Linked DNA regions of Homo sapiens: region 2 is linked to region 1. A link is an interaction called in ENCODE POLR2A ChIA-PET data of the cell type or tissue named here. Cell type or tissue: Panc1. All regions are shown on one strand. Each heading gives the region's core, and the rest is flanking DNA. Links, peaks and the distances in the headings are about the cores only.

Region 1 (2,918 bases), core at 177-2,676:
GTGAGCTGAGATCATGCCATTGCACTCTGCACTCCAGCCTGGGTGACAGAGCAATACTCCGTCTCAAAAAAAAAAAAAAAAAAAAAAAAAAAAAAGATGACTCCAGAGTTTTTGGCATGAGCAACTAAAAAGGGAGGTATCATTAGCTTAGGTGAGAAAGACTATGAAACACATAGAAGGAGAAACTTAAGAGTTTGATTTTAGGCATGTCTCGTATGAGATGCTTTTAAACATCTGATATGGTTTGGATCTGTGTCACCACCCAAATCTCATGTTGAAATGTAATCCCCAGTGCTGGAGGTGGGGCCTGGTAGCAGGCGGTTGGATCACGGGGGCGGTTTCTAATGGTTTAGCACCATCCCACTAGTGCTGTTCACATGATAAGAGTTTTCAAGAGATCTAGGCATTCTAAAGTGTGCGGCACCTCCCCATCTCTCTCTTCCTCCTGCTCCTGCCATGTAAGATGCCTGCTCCAGCTTTGCCTTCCACCATGAGTAAAAGCTCCCTGAGGCTACCCCAGGAGTAGATGCTGCCATGCTTCCTGTACAACCTGAGAAACTGTGGGCCAATTAAACCTCTGTTCTTTAGAAATTACCCAGTCTCAGATGTTTCTTTAAGCAGTGTGAGAACAGATAATACAAAATCCAAATGGAAATGTTCAGTGAGCAGGTGAAGATGAGTCTGGAGTTTAGGATAGAAGCTAGGGGAGATATAAACTTGAGAGCTGTGAAGGTGTGTAAAGCCACAGGACAGATGCCTTGTAGCTGTCCACACTTAGAAATCAGGAAGATAAGGAGGAATCAAACCAGGAGACTGAGAAGCAGCAGCCAATTTGGAAGGGGAAGAAGCAAAAGACTCATGTTCTAGAAGCCAAATGGGGAAATTATCTCCAAAGGACAGAGTGATCAACAGTGTTAAGTGGTCAGATCAAATAAGGTAAGGACTGAGGGATGATCCCATGTAAGATGTTTAAATGGATGTCTGGTTTCAGTTTCTAACCAGCGAGAAAATCTGATGAAGATAGATAGTGGCTACAAAATAAGGAAGTGGGGAGTGATCAGGAAATGAAAACTATAAAGAAAAAGGCCACTTGGGAACTATGGGCAACTCTTTTCCAGCAGGGTGGATTGGAAGCAGAGGAGAACAGGATGGAAAATGTTTATTTTCATAGTTCAGTGGTGAATCCAGAATTTTTCTACAGGAAGAACCTGGGTCAACATTCTGATTGGCAGAAGAGAGGTGGGCAACTAGTCTTGGAAATGCATTTTATATTAGATTAAGAAAATGCTATTGTCCTTATCAAAGAATTGGAGAAAGGAAAGATTAAAAACTCTTCCAAGCATCCCCTTGGAGCCACCATTGCCCAGACTTGAGGGCTGCCACATATGGATGTTAGCCTTGCACAGAGCTGCCTAATAAGGGAAAGTGGGGTCTGAAATCCATCCCATGCTCTGCTCACCAAACCATGCCCTAAACCTCCCAGGTATGCCTTTTCCTAATTTGCATATATACCAGCCGTACGCTGCATTGATGCAATAAAAACTGTTTTTTTCATCCCAATGGGCACAAACTGTATTTATCTATTAAATTCTTGTATTAATGAAGAGAACTGCCAGCACTCAACTCTCTAACTGAAAATTATTCAGAATCTGTAAAGTGTTTTTTAAAGGTGAGCTATTCTTACTTTCATGTCCATATCCTCACAAGGCATTTATTAGTGTTAAAACTTTCAAAGTCATTTGACTCTTACTATTAAAACATGTCTACTATTGAGAAAACAAAGCCATGAATTAAATCTGACTTCAATAAATTTTCACATGCCTTCCTTGAACCAAGCAATTGATACTTGCTTATGTCTCAACTCTGCAGCCCTTGTCTGAAAATCTTGATTTGTAGCTCACTAAGGTCAGTATGTTCCTATTATTGTGGCTTTGTTGGCTCCCTCTGGTGGATAAATTATGGGAACCTTAATTTTAAGTGCTCTTTAACAAAAAGCTTCAGCATTTTTTGTTTTTTAATTTTTAATTTTTTTATTTCAGTAGGTCTTTGGGGGAACAAGTGGTGTTTGGTTACATGAAAAGTTATTTAGTGGTGATTTCTGAGATTTTGGTGCACCCAGCACCCCAGCCGTGTACACTGTACCCAATGTGTAGTCTTTCTCCCAAGTCCGCAAAGTCCAACATATCATATGAAGATTTGTATCTTCATAGCTTAGCTCCCACATATGAGTGAGAACATAGGATGTTTGTTTTTCCACTCCTGAGTTACTTCACTTAGAATAATATTCTCCAATTCCATACAGGTTGCTGCAAATGCCATTATTTCTTTTTATGACTGAGTAAATGGTATATATATACATATACCACACTTTCTTTAGCCACTCATTGACTGATGGGCATTTGGGCTGGTTTCATATTTTTGCAATTGCAAATTGTGCTGCTATAAACATGCGTGTGCAAGTATTATCTTTGTATAATGACTTCTTTTCCTCTGGGTAGATACGTAGTAGTGGGATTGCTGGATCAAATGGTAGATCTACTTTTAGCTCTTTAAGGAAACTCCACACTGTTTTCCACAGTGGCTGTACTAGTTTACATTCCCAGTTCCCAGCAGTGTAAAAGTTTTCCTTTTCACCACATCCATGCCAGCATCTATTATTTTTTTATTTTTTGATTACGGCCATACTTGCAGGAGCGAGGTGGTATTGCATTGCGGTTTTGATTTCCATTTCCCTGATAATTAGTGATATTGAGCATTTTTCCATATGCTTGTTGGCCATTTGTATATCTTCTTTTGAGAATAGTCTATTCATGTCCTTAGCCCACTTTTTGATGGGATTGTTTGTTTTTTTCTTGCTGATTTGTTTGAGTTATTTGTCAATTCTGGATATTAGTCCTTTGTCAGATGTATTTTTGCGA
Region 2 (2,918 bases), core at 110-2,609, 280 kb after region 1:
CTCAAATTTCTGGGATTATAGGCGTGAGTCACCGCGCAGGGCCAGAACCTTTTCTTAATGACTCTAGGAGAATACAAAAAGAAAACTAAGGCTGAGGCAGGAGAATCTTTTGAACCTGGGAGGCAGAGATTGCGGTGAGCCGAGATCGCGCCATTGCACTCCAGCCTGGGCGACAAGAGCAAGACTCTGTCTTTAAAAAAAAAAAAAAGAAAAGAAAAGAAAACTAAGATTAGCTGAGGGCATGCTGTGTGCCAGGACTTGAAATAGGTGCTTTTTAGAACAGATGTCATGACACCCTTAGAAAGTACTTGGGAAACTGGAATGTAGAGAGGTGATTTCTTACTCTGAACACCAGTTAATTTGGTAAAGGGAATTCCCCCTGCAGCAGGAGCCATGCCGCATGGAGGACTGCATACACACATGGAGCTGGCGCCCCAGTGCTTTCCAGTATTGGCCTCTGGGAACATCTCAGCCATCCTTTCTTCTCTGTCAGTGTCTGGGGCTCCCAGCCCTTACTTCTAATGCCACACACCCCTGTTGCTGCAGCTGATTCTCATCTTGCCTCATTTTCCCCTTTCTCTTCTTTCCATGTGCTTTTCTTTTTTCTGTTTTCTCTCCTATCATCAGTTCTCCATTTCTAGGTTTTTGGATAATGTCTTTTATAGGTACTGCAAGCCAGTCAATGTATTTCTTACCTTTTTTTTTTTTAAACTACTAACTGGCCCTTCATTTGGTGACCAGTGTAAATCCTTCAGTTAGGATCTGGGTCTTTGGTCACCATCTGTCTCTGGTACTTAGAGCACTGCCTGACTGCCCATGGTGGGTACTGAGTAGATATACTTGATGAAAGAACTCATGATGTGTAATTTTGTACCTTTGGCTTTTTGTAGTCATGTTTACATGTAGCTGAGTGCTCAAGGAGCTATATTTTTACCTCCCAAGAGGTGGTAAAATATCTGTTTCTAAGCTCCTTTTGAATCTGGGGATTTTGCAGAATTCTAAAGGTTCTAGAAAGCCAGATTCAAGATAAGCAAAATATAGATGTATTTATGATTTACATGTTGTCGTCCAGGCAGCTGATTAGTGACAGCAACCCAGTAATATAGTGAAAAGAATAAGCAAACAAATAAACAAAAACAATAAGCAAACCATCCCCAGGGATCTTTCTAAATAAGGGGCAAAAAAATTCTCACTGCTCTGGGATTTTTTTCTTCAGGTTAGTGCTGGTGGTTTATCATACATACCAAGCCTGCTTAAAACAAACTAATTAATACCATCTTTATATACCCATAGAATTTCAAAAAATGACAAAGAAGTAGGTTTTTTTTTATTATCTGTGTTGTGAACTTGTCACCCCTGTTACTTTGAATCACTTAATTTTAAGAAATAAATGAGATATTTGGGGTAGGGGAATAGAGTTCATCAGAATAAGAGATTCTTGAGTGAGAAGGGACTTTAGAGGCCGTGTGGTCTGACCTAAATAATACAGGAATTCCTTCTACAGAATCCCTGACAGATGGTCAGACACTTGTGTTTTGAATACTTTTTAGTGTCAGGAAATTTGTTATTTCAAGAGGTAGCATATTTCATTGTTGGACAGTTCTAAAAGTTAAGAAATATGTTTAAAAATGAAGACAAAATTTCTATCTTTCTTTCATCCACTGATTCTAGTACACTTTAAAAATATTCTACAGTTGTGTTTTAGCATAGGTTGACCAAATCAATAGCTGTCCAGTATTTGTGGAAGACAGAGGTGGGGACTCATCGCTGTGCTTGGTGCCTTGGAGGCCACTGAAGATTCTAAGGTGGTCCCTGCCTGTGGGGAGCTGATATACTAATTAGGAGACGAGATTAAACACACACTAAATTAACTGACAAGTGATGATCAGATGACTGAAGATTTCCCCATACTGTCATAGATGTGGAAGCCTTGCAGGAGAACGTTAGGAAATAAGAAATAAGCCTTGAAATATGAGTGTGATTTTGCCAGGCAACAAACGTGTGAAAACAGGAGAGGTGCAAGGCATCTTAGGCAGATAATGAAGAGACCACCATCCTCATAGAAACTAAGTTAAATAGGAAGAATATGGAGGAAACTGAAAGCTCTAAAGAAATCTTTATTTTAATCAACAAACCAATGAATCAAGTCTTATGTTACTGTTTTTCTTTTTTCTTTTCTTTTCTTTTTTTTTTTTTTTTGAGACGGAGTCTCCCTCTGTTGCCCAGGTCGCAGTGCAGTGGTGCAATCTTGGCTCACTGCAGCCTCTTCCTCCTGGGTTCCAGTGATTCTCCTGCCTCAGCCTCCCGGGTAGCTGGGATTACAGGCATGCGTCCCATGCCCGGCTAGTTTTTGTATTTTTAGTAGAAATGGGGTTTCACCATGTTGGCCAGGCTGGTCTCGAATTCCTGACTTCAGGTGATCTGCCTGTTCCGGCCTCCCAAAGTGCTGGGATTACAGGCGTGAGCCACTGCGCCTGCCCATGTTACTGTTTTTCAGAACATAAAAGTAATATATGTCTATAATAAAATACAGACATGTCTTAATTTAAAAGTGAAGAGAAAAAACCTTGTCTTTTGTTCTACTTCCTCTTCTTAGACCTAACCACAGTTTTAACCACTTGACGTACATTCTGACCCATGAGCCAAAACCCTAGCCTGCCTGATGTTTTGTATGGCCCATGTGCTAAGAGTGATTTTTGCAAGTTTAAATGGTTGAAAAGATTTTCAAAATAATGGTAATGTTTCATGGCATGTGAAAGTTGAACAAAATTCAGATTTTAGTGTCCAGAAATAAAGTTTTGAATTTTGCCAACCAAAAATTTGTAGAAATGTGTTTTCTCCCTACATTAGAGCCTCGATTTTGTCCTTTGGCCCTCAGAACCTAAAATATTTACTAAATGGCTCTTTACAGAAAAAAA

The links. ChIA-PET counts read pairs that join two places held together with the same protein. Peaks named below come from ENCODE experiments on the same cell type or tissue, not always from the same donor. Only the 100,000 strongest peaks of a DNase experiment are listed, where the experiment ranks them.
Region 2: POLR2A ChIA-PET joins it to region 1 with 8 read pairs; 2 of 35 experiments call an interaction of 5 or more read pairs at or near these places.

Annotation. Positions count from the first base shown.
Region 1 is chr4:140,329,537-140,332,454 of GRCh38, reverse strand. All of the region lies in intron 2 of SCOC-AS1 (SCOC antisense RNA 1), which reads left to right. It also overlaps a transcript of SCOC not described here. Among named protein-coding and RNA genes, the nearest start is that of SCOC-AS1, 42 kb to the left of the region's middle. In Panc1, for the core only: CTCF peaks have their summits at 1,755 and 1,959 (motif pointing left); no DNase peak of the experiment used is centred there.
Region 2 is chr4:140,053,650-140,056,567 of GRCh38, reverse strand. The region is part of intron 1 of MAML3 (mastermind like transcriptional coactivator 3); the gene reads left to right. All of the region lies in intron 1 of LOC124900783 (a long non-coding RNA gene), which reads right to left. Among named protein-coding and RNA genes, the nearest start is that of MAML3-AS1, 73 kb to the left of the region's middle. In Panc1, for the core only: no CTCF peak of the experiment used is centred there; no DNase peak of the experiment used is centred there; H3K27ac peaks cover 1,442 bases.